Regions from separate parts of the Homo sapiens genome. Here region 1 is linked to region 2. Evidence: read pairs that join two places in POLR2A ChIA-PET (ENCODE). Cell type or tissue: OCI-LY7. All regions are shown on one strand. Links, peaks and the distances in the headings refer to the core of each region. The heading gives the core; the rest is flanking DNA. Region 1 has its middle 190 kb from the start of LEF1. Region 2 overlaps LEF1 (lymphoid enhancer binding factor 1).

Evidence for each region. ChIA-PET counts read pairs that join two places held together with the same protein. Peaks named below come from ENCODE experiments on the same cell type or tissue, not always from the same donor. Only the 100,000 strongest peaks of a DNase experiment are listed, where the experiment ranks them.
Region 1: POLR2A ChIA-PET joins it to region 2 with 11 read pairs; 2 of 35 experiments call an interaction of 5 or more read pairs at or near these places.

What each region holds. Positions count from the first base shown.
Region 1 is chr4:108,354,865-108,365,028 of GRCh38, forward strand. No RefSeq gene overlaps it. Among named protein-coding and RNA genes, the nearest start is that of LEF1, 190 kb to the left of the region's middle. In OCI-LY7, for the core only: a CTCF peak has its summit at 5,094; a DNase peak (open chromatin) is centred at 4,677; H3K4me3 peaks cover 441 bases; H3K27ac peaks cover 1,038 bases.
Region 2 is chr4:108,056,194-108,066,357 of GRCh38, forward strand. LEF1 (lymphoid enhancer binding factor 1) reads right to left here. Exons shown (of 12, transcript NM_016269.5): 10 at 8,143-8,191; 11 at 7,430-7,470. The coding sequence ends at 7,436. Among named protein-coding and RNA genes, the nearest start is that of HADH, 71 kb to the left of the region's middle. RefSeq lists an enhancer at 282-783. In OCI-LY7, for the core only: a CTCF peak has its summit at 4,140; a DNase peak (open chromatin) is centred at 5,548; H3K27ac peaks cover 972 bases.

The DNA.
Region 1 (10,164 bases), core at 666-8,665, 300 kb after region 2:
AGTGAGTGTTCCTGGTCAACAAGTAGTTTTCTTCCACAGTGTTCCTAGCTGGGTGTGCAGAAAGAAAGAGACTTGGGGACTAAATGCATAGCAGTCTTTACCACCATGGTAGTAGTTTGTGTCTAATATATGTGCACACGCCTTTATACTTCAGGCAGCATGTGGACATCGACCCAGCCAGAACAGAAATCAGTATAAACTAATCATACACATGAAAATGGAAACCCACAAATAATACTAGCTTCTCTTTTGAAAAAGCAGTAATGTGTGTTTGTTTTTGAGAAGATTTAAAAAAAAAACAATGAAAATGGCCCCAGCAGAGAATGCCCTTTCCTTATGTTGTCAGTGATGGGGCTAACTGAGCCTGGAAAAGAAACAGATGCCGTGAGGGAGAAATTGGTAGGTGGGAGAACTGGAGGGAGAGGCTTCCCGCAACCTTGTCTTCCAGAGCTTTATAACCATCCTCCCTACTCTGTCATGTTTCCTCCTAATATCTATTTCTCTTTGTTCATTGCTACTTGAGTAAGTCTCTACTGCCTCCCCCTGCAAGCAGCCCTGGCCACCCAGGGCTTTAATGACAAGAAAAAATCATATCTTTTCCTCCCTACAAGATGAATATGCCAGATTCCCAGGAATATCAGCTGTTTAAAAACATCACTAGATTATTAGATCTAAGGCAAAGGAAATAGAGTTTTTGTACCTGCTCAAATTGTGGCCATTTGATAAACCTGCTACCTTTAGAGTACAGATGTCTTTGAAAGAGACTCCAGCTTCTTATGTTGCTCAACACTTCACCCCATATCGAGAGCGGGAAAGAAGACAACAGCTACACTTTGTAGAAGGAAGGGGAAAACCCACAAAGAAGCCAACCTGCCTTTTATCAGTGTGAGCTCTTTGTTTTGGTGACATAACACACCATGTCAGTTCCTGGCATGCTTAATTTCTGGCTTGCCTAAAGTAACAACAATGCCAGTTACTAGAAATACAGCTGCTATAAATGGTAACTGATAATATTATGCATATTTTTAATGACTTGAAAAAATGTTTTCGGAAAATTGCCTTGGAGGCTCTAGTTTCAATTCTGTAAGTCAAAGGGTGATAAGATTAAGCCAGGTAAATCTACGTTTTCTTGGGCTGAGGCGCCTCCAGCATCTGCCCAAGCTTCTGGCTGAGTGCTAGGCAGTCTCTAGCCTTGTCTTTGAAACAGAAGTCTGGAGAAGCCCCAGGGAGTGGGGGAGGCAAAGTGGGCTAGATTCATCTTGAACTGCAGCCAAGATTCAGCTGCTCCTGGTCTTGGTCTCCACTGACTGAATCTGTTTGGAGGCCCATCTGGCACTGTGAGCTGGGATGAATTCAGCTCTGAAATGTAATTGTTGACCCCTGACTATATAGGAAGAAGAGAAGTAATCAAGACATTACTTATTTCCAAATATCACACCTAAGAGCCTGATTTTGAAAACTGTTGCTAGTGGTGGCATCAGTAACTTCATTTAATCATTGGGTTTTCTTCAGAATGCAGAAATACGTATTTCCTTAGTAAACATTTTCTTTTTTTTTTTTTTTGTGACAGAGTCTCATTCTGTCACCCAGGCTGGAGTGCAGTGGTGTGATCTCGGCTCACTGCAACTTCCATCTCCCGAGTTCAAGCGATTCTCATGCCTCAGCTTCCCAAGTAGCTGGGGCTAAAAGGCGCACACCACCATGCCCGGCTAATTTTTGTATTTTTAGTAGAGACAGAGTTTCACCATATTGGCCAGGGTGGTCTCGAACTTCTGACTTCAAGTGACCCACCTGCCTCGGCCTCCCAAAGTGCTGGGATTACAGGCATGAGCCACCATGCACGGTCCTTAGTAAACTTTTTGATGTGGAGGGCCTTCTCCAAGTGTTTGAAAGCCTGAATCACTGTTTTGTAAGTTAGTGGGAAGTATCAGAATGTTCTGGCCTTGACTAAAGAAGCCTCTGATTTTCTTGAAAGTGAATTTCTAGCCTAAATGTTACCTTTGATTAAGTTGATGTAGTAGGTTGTGTTAGGTAAGTCTTCTAAACAACCTGCATTTTTGTCTGCTTCTGTGTGACTACCTCAGACACCACTGATACCCACAATTTCTTCTTTTTAAAGGACGATTAGAATACCATTCCTCTTTCTTAGAACCCTTCCTTCATGTGTCACAAAGGAATAGCCAACTATTTGGATTTGCCATAGTTCGAGATTGTCAATTTTTCCATTAGCAAGTAGAAGGGAAAATCTAGTAACTTTGAACCCAGATAAAATTTCCATCAAAGTAAAACTGTTGTGTTTTTTTTTATTTCTATATGATAAAGTTTGGATATATTGACAATAAATTCCACTAAGATTCTTTGCAAAGATTATTGACATTTTCAACTAGAACAAGGGGAGGATTAAATTACTTATATTAGCTTTGAGAAAATCAGATACATTTACTATTCAGAAACAATGCAGGAAGAGCTTAATTTCCATAAAATTTACCTAGAATTGAGAATATTTTAGCATTAAAAAAATCAAATTTTACTATCACACTGGTTTTTAAGTAAAATTAAAACATAATTTTAAAAGAAAAAATCAAATTTTATAGCTCTAGTAGTCTCTGGGGGAAAGTCTGGTTGAGAATATTTTGTCCTGCTTCTCTTTTTCTTTCAGCTGTTTGCTTTTTTGTCATTTCTCTACAGGTCAACCGAAAGTTGATGGAATTTTCACTCAAACTATTTCGCTACTTACTAGCAAAACTGGGGAAAAAGCATGGAAATGATTTGACATCAGTGATTTAAAGTAAAATGTTAGATGTGTGGATTTAATTTAATTGTTTCATTCCTGACTTCCTTGATTGTATAATAATTTAATTGCCACAGAGCCCGTTCTTCCATCAAAGAGTCCTTGAGATGGCCTCTTTGTGAAGCCCATTCGCCAGCATGGTGGACACATCAGGAGGAGCACAGGCAGCCTTTGCTGTTCAGGTCGCTCATCTTTTCTCTTCCTCTACTGCTTTTTCTGCATTATTACTCCCATCTGTCTGTATCATCTCCTCAACTAAATATTAAGTTTTTTGAGGTCAGGATCTATCTTAAGTCTATTTTCTCTGATAGTATTTATCACATCCTCATTCTTATAGTAGTTGTTCTAAAAATGTTAGTTGGATGAACAGATAAAGTTGGAAACTCATGAAATTCTCCCTAACACCTTGCTTTTTTATTTGTCCTCATTTAACAATTTGCCTTTTTTTTTTTTTTTTTTTTTTTTTTTGAGACAGGGTCTCACTCTGTCACCCAGGCTGGAGTGCAGTGGTGTACTCATGGCTTACTGCAGCCTTGACCTCACAGGCTCAGGCAATCTTTCTGCCTTGGCCTCCAGAGTAACTGGGACAACAGGCACATGCCACCACACCTGGATGATTTTTAAATTATTTGTAGAGATAAGGTCTCATTATGTTGCACAGACTGGTCTTGAACTCCTGAGATCAAGCAATCCTCCTGCCTCAGACTCTCAAAGTGCTGGGATTACAGGCATAAACCATCACACCCAGACACAATTTGCCTTCTTAATAAAAGCATATTACTTTTTGTTTTCCTGATGAGTAGAAATAGAAAAATTCCAGAAAATATGAAGATAGGCAATGCAAACATCAACTATAATCTTATGCCCAAATATTACTATTATTATTGGGCATATTTTTCAGCAGTGTTTTTTCTATGCATGTTAATGTATACATGTGTAATTTTTTGGTTCTGTTTTATTGCTTGCGAATGTATTATATTAACAGTTTTCTATGCAACTTTTCTCACCAAAGCATAATTAACATTTTCCCCATGACTTAAGACATTTTTGGTTATATTGTATTCCATCATATGAATAGACCATAATTTATTAATTAGATAGGCTCTCTTTTAAGTTGCAGAGCCAACTCAACCTAACTGAAGCAGAACAAGAAGGACGGATATTTATTACAAGGTGAGATAGAACATGACATGAATTAGTATGATCCCAAGTCTACAGTGAGAAATGGCAAAGGCAGAGTGACTAGATAGAGTTGTAAGGAGAGATTACCTCTGGCTGGGACATAGGGCTTCATAAGGGAGATGGTATTGATCTGGGCACAAAGGAGAAGTAACAGTGGTAAAGACTTACATGTTTTAAGTGCTGCCCGTGTGATGCCCTATTCTCATCATTTTACATGGATTATTTCATTCAAAACTTTTGCTCTTTTTACTTAACAGTTACAATGAAACATTTCCCCCATGCTTATCAATTAAGACATTTTTGGTTATATTATATTCCACAATAAGAATACATTATAATTTATTTATTAATTAGGCTCCTTTTAAGTTGCGGAACCAACTCAACCTACCTGAGGCAAAACAAGGGTTTTTTAAATCATCTTTATTATAAGATACTTTCATTCCCATTTCACAGATGACAAAACTAAGGAGAGTTACCCATGTTCAATTAGGATTTTGACATCCAGACAGGAGAAATGGGGGCTGAGCTGGGTGATGTAAGCAGAAAGAGGCAATTCACCAAAACCAATAGCCTCACCAAAAGCATCATGAACCACATACATCTACACAATATCACAGTGAGTCTGTTCCTTGGGGTGCGTTTCGTTAGGACCTGCCAGATGGAGAAGACAGGAAATAACTACCTTTCACAGTGGCTCTTTAATGTGGTTCCCCAAACAGCCACCTGCGCTACCCATTGCAAGGAACTGAGGATTTCAAGTCATCTCTTGAAACTTCTGTGTGACAGTTTCTCCCATAACGGCTCCTTAGTTGAAGATCAAAAGCCACCAGACATTATAACATACAGCCAAATTTTAATAAATGATTTCTGCAAAGATGGGTAATTGAGGTAACACCAGAGAAATATACACACCTACAAAATAAAAGCTAAAAAATCTTACCTTATTTCTGGGTCTTTAAATGTGGTGTATAACCTGTTAGAAACATGAGTATTGGTCAAACATGCTATGATGAGCTGGTTCTTCTCACTATCTGCCTAAGACCAAAACATAACTCTGGGCTTTGCAGAAATCCCTAAATGCCTCTCTAGGCTCATTCTTGCCTCTTTGCATCATAATTCACAATGCATGTGAGAAAGTTCTAATTTCTTAGTTTCCCTTGGCTCACTTGTTGCATGGAGGGAGCCACCAACTGGAGGCAGCAGCCCTAGGCTGTTGGAATGGCTGCAGTGGGTCTGTCTTTGAAGTCTTACCCTGCAGTTATCTCTCATTGCACCAGGCAGGCTGTAAGCAAGCCCGTTGCATGCAGCTGTCACCATTTAAGCCAGCATGCGTTTGAAGATGTGCCGCCCCTCACCCCTTGTGAGGGAAGCCAGAATAGAACAAAGTGTGGTGTTCCCATGAAATCATCTGAGTGCTTGATAAGAGTGTGAGTCTGCACCTTTTCCCCTTGACGGAAGGAGGTTGGGAGAAGGGGTCAGGGAGGAGACAAAGCTCATATTACCTCCTCTTTGCAAATGTCCTACACAGGTAGCTGTAACTGCCACACTTTAAGGCAGTTCTTGATGGTTCTTGATGACAAAAGTGTGCATATGGTAGAGATGGTGATGATGGCAGTGGGAGGGAGGTGTGAGGGGAAGACAGGTCTCAGGATTTCTGGTGGACTCGTCATGTGGGCCCTTACCAAGCAATTTTTCTCGCCTCTTCCCTTCCTTGTTCAGAGCACAGTTGAGACCCCAAATCTTCACGCTGCTGTCGAACATATGTTCTAGAGGAGTGGTGAGATAATGTCGCAGCCGTTGAGGCAGTAAGCATTGGCTGTGGTTTTTGATTTCCTCACCATGTCTTTATCACTTGATGAATGTATTAGTCTGTTTTACCCCTGGAGTAGGAGCTAGGACATTTTTGCCATCTCTTTTTCCCCACTCCCATGCTTCATCTCTTAAAAGAAAGTGGCTGCTCAGAAGAGCACTGAATTTACCCAGACCTCCCAAACATCCCGTCAAAAGCTTCTTCCTTCTGGGTTGATTTATCTGTTGCTGCAAATATGATACCACACATGGAGAACTGGCGCTTGGCCTCTGAGAGCAGCTCCTTGTAACAAAACTATTTACAGGATCCAGGCAGGGGCGAGGCGCGGGCAATGCGCTGGAGGGTCCGACGTTTGCTTTCACTGACCAGCTGTCCTGCTTGGTGAGCTGCCCTTGCGGCTGACTTCACAGAGAAGCCAAGCAACCAAGAGCAAATTGCTCATTTTACAAACAAAAATGCAGACAGTAGGAGAGCCTGTATAAGCTGAGTTACAAATTGCTGTCAGGCCTGCGTGGGCAGTTGGCAGTCAAGAATGGAGCCTCAGGTTCTCTGCCTGAGGGGAAGGAAGGGAAGATTCCTGTTATTCACACTGGAAGGACAGTGGAGGAATTCCTGGTATGAGAATTGTCCGCCTCTCTCTGCATCTGCAGACACCATGTGGCTGGCCTGTTGGTGGCCGGGGAGATTACATAAAGGGTTGGAAAGCTCACAGTCTTTGTGAAGGATAAACATCTTCCCTCTGCCACCAAAGCAGTAGCAATTGTGGTTCCAGGATGGGAGGTTTCAAAACAAAAATAGGCCAGTGCTATTGGCATTGCATTGCCTTCAACAAGATACCATCAGCTCTCATCAGAGAGCAGTTTACTAGTTTCTGGATAACCCGGGCCTTTATTCTTCCCTCCCTACTCAGGCAGAATCCTAGAAAGGAAGTGAAATTTGATCTGGGCAATTTTTCTATTTGTAAGTACTTTATAGAAAAGGGTTGGCTACAGAAATGACTCGAGCTACTGACCAGAATTCAGTTTATACATGATGTGTGTCTCTAAGTGGCATTGTCCTCTTGGAGAGAATTCTGAGAGCAATCAAAAGGCTTGGCCAAGCAGGTCCTGGGTCTCTCCATCCACTCCTTTCAGCTTGAGTCCAGTGAAACCTAGAGCAGGGTTGGCTCATTCCTACTTTAGCATTTTTGGTTCTCAGAGACATCCTGTGTTCCCTCTCAAAGCTCTGGGCAATCTGAGGAACTTCTGGGACCCTCTTGCTACAAGGTGTGTCATAGTCTTGGTAAAAGTAGCCCCCAGAGTCAAGAAGTTCTCTGAGGATTAGGAACACCCAGGATGAATGGTTGTCTGAACTTGCTGATTCCAATCAGTATATAAGAGGTTGGGTGGGTACAAGGCTATTTCTGGGGAGAAATGACAGGAAGACCATGAGTCACTCATAGAACTCATACTCTTCATCGACTCTGAAACGCATCACAGAGGGAGTGTGGCACACTTCGCTGGGCTGTACTCTCCAAATCTCTCAATTCACATACTTCTGTTCAATCTGTGGTGTCAGAATGAGGCCAGGAGAGTTCAGGCTGCAAAAAACCTGGGTTTGAATTCTAAATTTTCCACTTAATGGATGTTGTTTATCCTTTCTGAGAGACACGCTTGTGTGATCTCTAAAATGGGGACAGTCATATCTATCTTAGAGAACTGGTGAGTACAATAAATTAGGTAAAGCTTATAAGGTCTAGCACCATGCCAGGCATATAATAAACACCCAACAAATGTAATCTCCTTTTTATCTCCTATTCTCCCATGTCCAAGATCAATTAAGAATAGGCAATGAAATATGGCTTTTTATTAGTTATTTGAGACATTAATCTTAAAGTCAAGCTAAACTAGATCAGTCTGAGAGGAAAAGAATGGGTGACATGCATAAAGCCACCCAGTAATCTCCTAGGTCTCACATCCAGCATGTGTATTTAAAGCAGAGGCTGAACAAGTGAATCAAGGGCAGCCGTGCACGCAGGTGGTTTTCATTAGGCATGGGTGGCTGTATAATTTGGAGAAGGTTCAGGGCAGGCTATCCAGTCCCATGAGGGGGATGTGGATAAAGGGTAAGGGGTAGGCCAGAGACTAACCCCTGGGGAAACGGGGTGTAGAGTAAGACTCATTCATAGGAGAAAAAGGGCAGGAACCTAATTATTGGGGAATTCGAAATCCCCTAAGACAGAGCAGTTCTGACCTTATTAACGACCTAGGAGTTTCAAATTAAAACACACACACAACTATGAAATGAGGGTGATATAGCTTTCCTATAATATGTAGAAAAAGAACTTAAGATTTTATTTGACTCAGTATGAGTCAATAGTGTGATATGGCCATACATTCTGGGTAGCACTTACCAAAAGTATCATCTCTAGCTCTAGAAAGAGGACAGCCCTGCTTTGTTGGAGTGCCCAGAGACACTGAGCACATCGGTAGGTGAGCAATGAGATGAGGGGGTCGGAAGCTGACCCATGTGGTGAAGGAACTTGGGAGGTTTAGTCTAAAAAAAAAAATCAAGAGCACATAATACTTATCTTCGACTATCTGAAAGAAAGTGTATCAGTCAGGGCTTGTGGCTGCTAACAACAGAAATGGATTCTGTCTAACATAGTCAAAAAAGAAAGTTGTGGGAAGGTTATTGGGTGACTTGTGGGATCATTGGAAAACTAGGGAACCTGGAGGGGAAATCACACAAGAGCCAAGGGAGGCTGGCAGCAGAAGATAGAACTGTGGTTACTTTCTAGCCCGGTTGCTGCCCCCGGGACCACCTCTACCACACGCTTGGGGCCACTGTTGCTAGGCCTTTCTCTGCTTCCACAGATAGTCTTGGACTGTCTCCCCCTGCCCCATATTACAAATCCTACTCAGAGCTTTCAAATGGCTAATGGCCATGCACTTGCTATCTAAGAGTGAGCAGAAGGAATACCCAGCCCCCTTTGGCTTCCATGGTGAGAAGTAGGGCCCTGCCTCCCTCTAAGATGTATATAATTGAGACTAATTCCAAGAGAAGGAGAGGGTTAGGGGCCTGGGCAGACATGAACAAACAAAAATGAGAAAGCAAAACCAGCAAATGTACACTACAAGGTAGCAATGTGCAATTATTTGTGTAAGACCCTAAGACGTAGGAAAAAGAACAAGGGACATATGCATTTGGGAAGCAGATATTCATTTGATTTCAAAATGTATTTCTTTCTTTCTTTCTTTCTTTTTTTTTTGACGCAACATCTTGCTTTGTCACCCAGGCTGGAGTGCAGTGGGGTAATCTCGGCTCACTGCAGCCTCCACCTCCAGGGTTCCAGGGATTCTCCTGCCTCAGCCTCCCATGTAGCTGGGACTACAGGCACGTGCCACCATGCCTGGCTAATTTTTTTGTATTTTTAGTAGAGACGGGGTTTCACCATGTTGGCCAGGCTGGTCTCTAACTCCTGACCTCAAGTGATCCACCTGCCTTGGCCTCCCAAAGTGTTGGGAATACGGGTGTGAGCCACCACGCCTGGCCCTCAAAATGTTTTTCTAATGAACACAATGAGGCTAACATAACTGAGCTGCTTTTGGTGGTGGTGAGTGTCTCATTCCTGGCAGAATGCAGGAGAGGGCTGGTGACTACTTGGTGAAAATTTTCCTCTGTAATAATACATTTATAGTCATAAACCATCTAATAAAAGACCAATGCATTTATCTCTAAGTTTTTGTGTCTAAATTACAACAGAGGAAGAGAATATTCTAGAAATTATCCTATGGATTTTAAACCCTGGACCTTAAAACAACTCACATATGCCTAGGTGCAAGTGCAGAAAAAGCAATGACTCTCTTAAGGATGAGGGGTGGGTAAGCGAGCGGGTGGTGAGCATGTGTTTTCTTCTTCCCCAGTAGTGTATGACACTACCTAAGCCAGGCATAGGCATATCTGAGGTGTGGAAAGTTTCAGACTATAAAATCGGTCCCTAAAACCTCCAAAAGACTGGTAGATAGAAATGGGCTGGGGTTAGAGGAAAGGGAGAGAGAATACTTCTATTGCTCCTGATGCCAAAGACAGATTTTCCACCCTCCTCCTGCTTCCCCATCTTCCCACCTCAAAGGGCGACACTGGCAGCTAATTGCACCTGGCACCCATGGAGTGACACTTGGGGTCATTGATGTTTGGCCATGCCTCTGCCCAGTCTCTTTACTTTGTTTGCTTGGGCCAATTTCTTCTCTGTTGCCCATAAATATTTACAGCTCCTACATGCCCTTGCAAATTGGATTAATCTTAGCATATTTCTGGGACAGTGATGCCCCTGTCCAACCTTAGTTCTAAGGAATAGGCAGAAGCTTTTTTTTTTCTTTTTACTGAGTGAAAAGCAAAA
Region 2 (10,164 bases), core at 924-8,923:
ACAACATATAGCTTGAGTGCTCTAAACATAAGGCTCAGAGAACTGAGAGAGTCAATCTGGGAAGGGAAGGAGGAAGTGATTTTCAGGGAGGGACAGATGGAAGCAGCAGGGAAAGTGTCTGGACAGCTTTCCAATTTCCAGTTTTCTTTTTGGCCCAACTGCTCTACTGTCCTTGGATTCCACAAGATGCTCCTATATCCTTAAAACACATTTCCCCTTTCTCCTTAAGTGAGCACCATTTGTTTCCGGCACTTGCCATCAAAAGGCTCCCATGAATGCACCTAGGGATCCTGGAACAATGGCCAGGATGTGAAAAACTGCAGTCCACGCATAACTGAGTCTAACCACACTGTCATTATGCTGCCATTGCTATTTAAGACAATGAAACCAAGCCTGAGATTATCTGTAGTCAAGTGTCATCACCTTGTGAATCCTGTACACATTTCCTGTTAGTCTGTGACAGGTGTCACAGGGATTTCTGAACACAAGCATAAAAAGAAGGAAGACACAGGTAGGCCGTCACCTCAGACTGGAGCATTCCCAGAAACGACACATATGGGAGCCTCTCCGGGCCACCACAACCTCCACCTCCTATGCAGCGATCTGGCAATCCATGCAAGATAAACAGCACGCCAGCAGTCGCTTCCACAGGACCTCACCACTGTGGTAAAATGGCAGCACAAGGTACCCCCAACTGGGCTAGGCCACTATTCAAAAAAAAAAAAAAAAAACCACTGCAGGCCAAGTGTGGGACAGTGCTGAGCAGGGTGCAGAAGTTTTCCCAGGAGGTGCCGACCTGTGGCCAAGGGTAGCTGCGCAGCCACGTGTTGCCCTGGCTGCCGTGCGACACTTGGTTCTCCCCAGTTTGACATCCCCCTTCCCCTCCCTAGATGCAGGCTTCCTTCCCAAGAGTTCTGAACCCCCAGGGGTCTTTTGCTTGTTTGGTAACAATTCTAGCTGAGGTGCTTTCTAAATATGTTACAAAAGATAAAGAATGGAAAACAGGATGTCATTTTTTCACTTTCTAGTTGTTGAAGCCTTAATTTTTACCCTGAGACTTGGACAAGACTTAAGAGTTCTTCAGCTGCCTCCAATTTCCTTTCAATTTTATTAATTTTTAAGAATCTGGCTTTGTTTTCTAACTAAACATAACCCAGCAGCTCACTGATATTTAATGTTGGTGACTACATTGTGGAACAGAATTTGGAACAAACATTAGGCAAAAGTGTCAAACTTACCAGAGTGAGCTTCAAAAATCATAGGAAATAAATATTTTTCTCATTGAGACCACTGAAAATATTTAGAACACTCCCTGGCTGCTCTAAGAGGACAGGGCTAAATGTTGGACACCAGGCACAGCTCCTGGCAGACCCTCAGGGTTGCAGTCCTCTCACTGGTGCTTCTATTCCCACTCTGCAACTTGTCAGCTCTGTAGCACAGCTTCACAGGACCCAGGAGCCCCAAGTTCTCAACCCTTAACCACCTCATCAGGCTCTCGAACATCATCATCAAAGAAAAGCCAGAAACAATCTTCTTAAAAAATGTAAATCCAAGCACTGAACATTAACTACTATATTGAGCTTAGCAATTACCTCTCATGCTCATCTCTTGGCCCTAGGGAAATAAAGGCTGAAGTTTTTATTTAGCCAAATGTGTTTAAGCAGATGATTTTTTTTATCTTTTTTTTTTTTTTTCCCCGAGACGGAGTCTCTCACTGTCACCTGGGCTAGAGTGCAATGGTGCTATCTCTGCTCACTGCAACCTGCGCCTCCCAGGTTCAAGTGATTCTCCGGCCTCAGCCTCCTGAGCAGCTGGGATTACAGGCGCCTGCCACCACACCTGGCTAATTTTTTGTATTTTTAGTTAGAGACGGGGTTTCACTACGTTGGCCAGGCTGGTCTCGAACTCCTGACCTCATGATCTGCCCACCTCTGCCTCCCAAAGTGCTGGGATTACAGGTGTGAGCCCCTGTGCCCAGCCTTTTTTTATCTTTTAAAAGTAGCCTGTTCCTTCTTTTAAACTAACTCTCATGTCATACAACTAAAAGAAATAAAGTATCTAAAAATATCTTTTCAATCTATATAATTTAAAGGTGGTAGGCTTTTTATATTTGTTTTGATAAAGTAAATATTAATAAGCCAATTTTGAAAATTGTTTAATTAGTAAACTCAGAGTCATAATTCTCTCCAGCACTTCAAACATTATAATTCTTTACTTCTTTAATTTCATATAAATCTTAAGTCAGGAAGAAAGCAAAGTTCAGTATTTGATAATAATCTCTAACTTCTGACAAATTTTAAGGTGGTATTCCAAATCAAACATATCCCAAACACCAGAAACTCACATCAATTCTATTACTGTGCTATCAAACCCCCAAATTCCGCCACCAACCTGACAGCTCGAGTGCTATCTACCACAGGAAGCCTTCCTTGATTTCACTCCGATTTATATACTTCTTATTCTCTTTATTTTTATATAAGGCACAGCATGCCACTTCTTCACAGCATAAAACATACTCTTTTATAACTACCCACTTAATATGTCTATATCTTCTTAAACTTGAAGCTCCTCCAGGAAGGGATAGGATCTCATTTGCAAACACCCCCACCGCCTAACAGGATTCGTGACTTACAGCAGTCCTCACTAAATGTTTGCGTGGTGAGTAAACAAGTGATTAGTGTTCATGACACCGGTCTTCCAGCTGGACAAAGGACAGTGTGTGCAGTCTTATCCCCTGAGGCCCTGGGCTCCCAGCATTCCCACAAATGACTAGTCCGAAAAGCTAAACAGATGAATCTGGCCTCTCCCAAAGATCCTGCAGCTTGGGGACCACCATCTCCAACCTGGAGGAATGGCTTTTAGGGATCTCATTTCCAATTATCCTAAAAGTTTCCCCACAGTGTTGAGACCACATTAATGGTAATTTATTTGTTTCAATCTGATTTCACCAGGGTGAAACATTTTTTAATGCTCAAAAGTAGAAACATACGGGGAGACAGGAACACAACCGGGTGAATAAAGCACTGATTCAGGAGCCAGCCTCTCCGCTGGGCTGCATGCGGCCACTGCGCTGGCGCTGCCCATCAAAAAATGGGAAGCATTCCATGAAACCCATAGGATCTTTAAAGAAATGAAAATACAAGTTTTTTGTTCTTACTTCATCACCTAGGTTGGAGTGCAGTGGTGCAATCATAGCTCACTGCAGCCTTGAACTCCTAGGTCCAAGCTATTCTCAATCTCAGTTTCCTGAGTAGCTGGGACTACAGGTGTGTGTCACCATGCCCAGTTAATGCTTTTTATTTTTTATACAGACATAGTTTTGCCATGTTGCCCAGGCTGGTCTCAAACTCCTACCCTCAAGTGATGGTATATACCCTCTGCCTCCCAAAGTGCTGGGATTACCAGCATGAGCCACTGCTTCTAGCCTAGCTTTACCTTTACTCGTCAACTTCCCTTCAGAATTGAAAACCAGCTGTGTGATATTCCACATCACACTCTGACAGACTGGTTTGTTTTTTGCGTTTTTTGAGACAGAGCCATGTTCTGTTGCTCAGGCTGTAGTGCGGTGGTATAATCTCAGCTCACTGCAGCCTTGACATCCCGGGCTCAATAGATCCAACCACCTCAGCCTCGCCAGTAGCTGGAACACACCACCGCACGCAGCTAATTTTTGTAGAGAAGGGATCTTGCCATGTTGCTCAGACTGGTCTCAAATTCCTGGGCTCAAGCAATTCACCCACTTCAACCTCCCAAAGTACTGGAATTACAGGAATGAGCTACCATACCCAGCCTGGAGGATTGGTTCTAATCAAGTATTTTACTATTTCTAAGGTGAGGTCAGCACTAGTATGACTGTAGTCTGGCAAACAAGGAACCATATTATTACATTAGTGGAAAATCAAACCCTCAAACTAGAGGCAATGCTTCGAATATCCCAGGACACAAGGTAGCCATCCTGGGGAGGAAGGAGGGACACAGGGGATGATCTGTACAGGAACTGAAGAACATCCCCATCATGTATAAGCCATTTTCAAGGTCGTGCAGAAGCTTTATAGTTATACAGAGCCACTCAGACATAAAATGATGACTATAAATTAGGAAATAAAAAAAGAGATCTGAGTCCCTATAATAACACTGGGAGGCAGTGCAGACCACACAAAAGCAAAGCAGACCAGAAAGTTGGACTTGAGGGAGAGACAGACAGGGATCTCAGAGGACGCTGGGCACAATCCTTCACTTATACTGAGAAACCAGAGGCTTTAGGTGACCTGCCCCAGGCCGCACAAATTTATACAAGAGCTAACCTGGGAGACTGGGTGGCCTCATTCCTGGGCTCTGCTCTTTCCATAACGTGACGCTCTGTTCCCTTTGTCTTTCATTTCTTTGCCAGGGCTCTGTTCCAGAACAGAAGACCCCCTCCATTTTTCTGTAATAACGGTGGTTATTTCTAAGTGCCACCTCCTCGGAGGTGCCTTTCCTGACAATCCAATCTAAAAGCAGACCCCTAAGTTACTCCCTAACTTATTTTTATTATAGTACTTATATTTTCCTGTTTGTTTTTTTTAATCAACTACCCTCACAGCAACATAACAAGCACTGTGAGAATAGGGACCTTCTTTGCTCCATCCAACACTCTATTTCCAGGTCACACAAGTCTCCATAGGGCCTATCTTAGGTGCTCAATAAATGCTGAATCATGACTATAACAAGTCAGCTACTATACAAACAGAATGTTTCTGAATTCCTACAACAAAGGAAGGGGTGGGGGTACAACAGAAATAATTATCATGTCTAATTTATGGAAATCTTTATGAAGGTGGATCTGAGCTCCTCTCTACTCTACAATTCTTATCCAATAACTGCCAGTTCTGGTCTCCAAACTCGGATGGTGTGCAGGGCAGTGACTTCAAAGGCTGCATGACTGATCCGGGAATGAGAGGGAGGGCAACACCAGAGACTCTGATTACAGGAAGCTCAACCAACTGGAGCCTCACCAGCGGCGGGATGGCCTGAGAATGTTTTAGGGGGGTAGGGTGGAGAGAGAGGGTTATTTTTGTTTTTCTTGCGCAGGATAGAGAGAACATCTTAACCTTAAGAAAATATAAATAAGTGACAAGAAAGCACAATGACAGCTGTGACTTGCTAGAAAAAGATGTTTGGGATACACTTTAGGACAAAAATAGCCATCTTTTACATCTAAAATACCATAGGATGCTCATCTTGAAGAACACCAAATCGACTACCAAACTCTGAAATACAGAAATACATTTTTCCATGCTTTTTAATATAAATAGTTAGCTTTACAGATTTTGGTGCAAACAGAAGTGAGGTAAATCGAGTGCCAGCCCTTGGCACACTGCCATTCTGAGGGCTTTCTGTTTACAGGCAGAACATGAAAAAACTTTTGGCCATTCCTAAGTGTTCAGTAATTAAAACAATTTTTTTTTTCAAAAAAAAAAAAATTACAAGGCTTGTGATTTTGACTAGATTTACTTCTATTGTGAAGCCATGAGCTACTGGGGTGGGTGTCATCAGCCATGCTTACATCCTATCTGTGCTTCTAATAATGGAGCCAGGTGGCTGGCTCAGAAGAGGTTCTCGATTAATAGCCACTGAGTTAAAATGAGTATATTATTTTTTGATCTTATATGAAGGGATGGTCCTCCTTTCACCTGGAGGAAAGCTTGCCACTCAGTATTAGTTTAGAAGAATTTTGATATCATAAAACTACAGTGATGGGATTTGGAAAAACCTGGGGAATCTGAATAAAGATGAAGAAAGTTTCACAGAGGAGAGGGCAATTGACTTAGGTCTCAGTAGGAGGAAGGAGTGAGTCTGAGCTCCAACTGTGTGCTGGCCGCTGGGCAGATCCTGCACATCAACCACCACAGGGGGTAGGTATCGATATTCCCCTTTTCCAGGTAAGGAAAATGAAGATTAAAAAGCTGAAGTAGATTGCTCAGGGAATCAACTGATTTAAAATTCAGATCTATTTGGTACCAAAATCTCTGCTGGCCCCTTTTGGGCAAGTTGTTTGAAACCTCAGCACCAAAATTAAGTTCTAAAAGTTTAGGTAAGGGCCACCTGGTTTAGTCAAAAGCCAAATGAGCTGCAGTAAACACTCTTCTCCTAAGAAACACTGCACACGTCTATCCAGTCCTCTGTAGAGGAAATGGGCTTTCGAAGCCCAGGGACAGCATGTGCGGTGCCCTCTTGCCATGTGGGGAACTGCTAATAATTTTGTTTGGACTGATCATAGGACTCAGAAGGGCTAGGGTGAAAGTGAGGGGAGGCAGAGAGCAAGAGTGACTGGGGGCAAAGCTACAAGGGCAGGACTGGGCAGACCCACACACTCAGTGGCGGGTGCTTTATCTTTTAGCCAACGGGAAGTACTGGCTAAGTTTCCAGGTCGGGAAGTGATGCACAATCTGAGTTGTAGGAAATCCCTCCAGGAGCAACGTGAAGGATGAACTGGTAGAAAGAAAGCCTGGAGGCAGAAAAATTATTAACGTGTATTACAGTACTCCAGATGGAAAGTCTGAGCACCTGAACTAGGGCTATGGCAGTGGTAAGTGTGAGAGAAAAGGCTCAAGACAGACCCCAAAGACAGGGATTGGTGATTGACTGGATGTGGGTTCTTAGAGAGGATAACCAAAGGCAGCTCCTTTGAGAACTGTTACCAGGAGAAGAGGTACACACCCTGCTAATTTAAAGCTTAATAAAGACCAAGCCTTAATTTACAATGTCAGGTTCCTTGGGCTAGTGGTCATGTGGAAATAAATAAAAAATTATAGTAAAAAGAAATAAAATAAATATTACTTATAAATACTAGAGCAAAATCTAGCAATAGTTACCAATAAAGAGAAATACTTGATAGAAGAAACACAGTTAAATAAGTGCCCATGCCATATTAAATAATAGAAAAAATATAAAGCATATATAGCTTTCTGACTAGAAACAAATACATTACTTTTGAGTGACTACATGTGATTTCAATTGAGAAAAAGTCTCTACTGAGCAAAAGCTTGGGAGTTCTGGGCTAAAATGGTGCTCCTCAAACCCACCCTGGATTTGCTGAGTAAGATGGCATTTTGCTTACTGTTTGTTGTTGTTTGTTCTTTTTTTAAGCAGGCCGATTTGCCACTGATCAGTAAGAAATGGTTTAGAAGAAAGAGTTAGGGGAAAGGAAATGGAGGAAGAATAAATGTGCCAAAGAGGATAGAAGAGAAAAGATAAAAGCATACTATATTGCAAATACATAGCCGGTATAAAAACCATCAGATTTTTTAAAGCACTAATTTGATTTTGCTGAGTTCTCCTCTTTAAGGAGCAATGTCGAATGAACTCATTATGAGCAAGAAGATTCACAAGCAAGTGCCTCTTTTTATAACAACTAACGTCAGCAGTAGGACCAGAGAGTCGTTCTTACCATGTTTCAGATGTAGGCAGCTGTCATTCTTGGACCTGTACCTGCAGAAAATTGTGTCTTTAACAAATTTTTATTGAAGAGGTTTTTGTACATTCCAAATACGTAGTAGCTACAATATCATGTGAACTTGTTTGCTTTACTTTTCATGGTTCTTATACCAGCCATTTTTATTTGTGCAGTACAAGTAGTGGCCTTATTTTTAATGAAAGAAAAAAGGAAAATAAATGGGACCTCACTGATGTCTTGAATTAATGTACAAGAAAGACAAACCCTATCATTATGTTTTAAATTTTTAAAAAACCCAAATCACAAAAGAGATTCTCAAGGGAACACCAGGTAACATCATTTAATCAACATAAAATATTGTATCTTTAAGGAGTTATATAACATAGTAAAAAGGCAAGAGTGTTAAAGCAAAGTAAACACAGACAACAGAAGCAAAAATAAAACAAACAAACAAACAAAATCCCACAGTTTACAACCAGGATTCCAGGTGACAGGGTTTGGGAAACAGTTTTTACATGTACCTTCCCACAGTCACATTTAAAAGAAGGGTCTTTTAAATTTTTAAAAGAATTTCAGGAAGAAAAAGCAGAGTTAAAGCATCATAAGTTACAGTCACAGAAGAAAGCAGTGTGTAGAGAGATGCAAACTGCCTTAAAAGGTGTTTGTCAGAAGCCTGAGGATTGACTGGAAAGTCTCATGGTGCCTACCTGATGCAGATTCCTGTAGTTTCTCTCTCTTCCTCTTCTTTTTCTTACCCTGGAAGAAGAGAGGTATACTGTCATGTCACAGATTGTACCATGAACACACAGATGAATGTGATGTGGAAGTACAGGCAGGTGGTCAACAAAGAGGTAAAGATGACTCATTCTCTCTCCCTCTTCACCATCTCTATCTAGAAACAAAGTCAGAAAGCAAGAGAACGGGAGAAAATAGTGACCTGGTGACCTTTGTCTCTATAGCTTCATATTTAACATCATCAATATTGACACCGTGGGTAGACACTTTGTCTCTCTCTCTCTCTCTCACTCACACACACACACACACACACACACACACACACACACAATGATGTCTTAGAGCTGTGGCCATAGAGCCTTCTCTCTCTCTCTCTCTCACACATACACACACACGGATAATGATGTCCTAGAGCTGTGGCCATAGGACCCTCTTCAAGGAAAGCCAGCTTAATGAGCCATTCCTTTTCTTACTAACCAACATACTTAGAACCCACTTCTGGTAGTGCTTAAGATAAACCTTACTGTGAATTCCATTGTCTGATTAAAAGTTCCCTGGTGTTAATTGAGTACCCACAGGCCCTGTGGCACAGAAACGACAAAACCAAGGAGAAAGGGAGAAGAGAGTGAGAGAACCTGAGAAAACTGAAGATATCTCAAAGACTTATTTCTAGCAATTAAGGACCTTGCTTCCCAAAACAGACAAAATAACATGGATATGCACACCATTTTAAATACATTTCAAAACATCTCAATGCCAAATTAAAAAGCTTAGATCCCACTTACAGTGGTCTAATTTTCCCTTTTCCTTCATAACTACTTTGTCCTCAAAAATAATTTTAGGCTGGGTGTGGTGGCTCACACCTGTAATCCCGGCACTTCAGGAAGCCGAGGTGAGCAGATCACGAGGTCAGGAGTTCAAGACTAGCCTGACCAACATGGTGAAACCCTGTCTCTACTAAAGATACAAAAATTAGCCAGGCGTGGTGGCGTGCGCCTGTAATCTCAGCTACTGGGGAGGCTGAAGCAGGAGAATCACTTGAACCCGGAGGCAGAGGTTGCAGTGAGCCAGGATTGCTCCACTGGGCCACAGAGTGAGCCTGGGCCACAGAGTGAGACTCCATCTCAAAAAATAATAACAATCTTGAAAGAAGACTCCATTATTTTTGATGTGCCGTTTCTCAGGGTCACTGATATCTGCTCTTTGCCTCAGTGTTGGGGAGGATGATTTCAGTCACCCTTCTGAAGCTGTAAAGCCTCAATGGCCAAGTGACATGAAGAACTATCTTGAGGTGCAGAAATATGCACTTTTATAGAGCCACAAAATATATATGGTACAATCTTATAGCCTTTAAAAAAATTATTTGTTAATTTGATTATTACAGCAGACATAAGCTAGAGATATTGGATATGATATGTGTTCCATTTTAGTTATTTGAAAATACCTGATGCAGGTTGGTCATTTACTATAAGCGGACCATGGCTATACGCTATTAAAATAATTATTATTTTGAGACAGGGTCTTGCTCTCATAACAATAATAATTATTATTGTTTTTATTTGAGACGGAGTCTTTGTTGCCCAGGCTGGAGTGCAGTGGCGTGATCTTGGCTTACTGCAACCTCCACCTCCCAGGTTCAAGCGATGTTCCTGCCTCAGCCTCCCAAGTAGCTGGGATTATAGGCGCATGCTACCATGCCTGGCTAAATTTTGTATTTTTGGTAAATACGGAGTTTCACCACGTTGGCCAGGCTGGCCTTGAACTCCTGACCTCAAGTAATCCGCCCCTATAAGTGGGGCTTCTTTCAAGATTATTAAAGGTGCTCTGGGGACAGGGAGTAGAGAGGGAGTGCACGCTTCTTTCAAGTATCCACAACGGTCCTTTCAATGTAATTACTGCAAGGTTCAGAAGTTGCTACAAGGTTGTTTCATGTGTCTGGAACTTTATTTCACACTTTCTTCTTTCCCAACCCTTCAACCCGTGTCTCAAGTGTT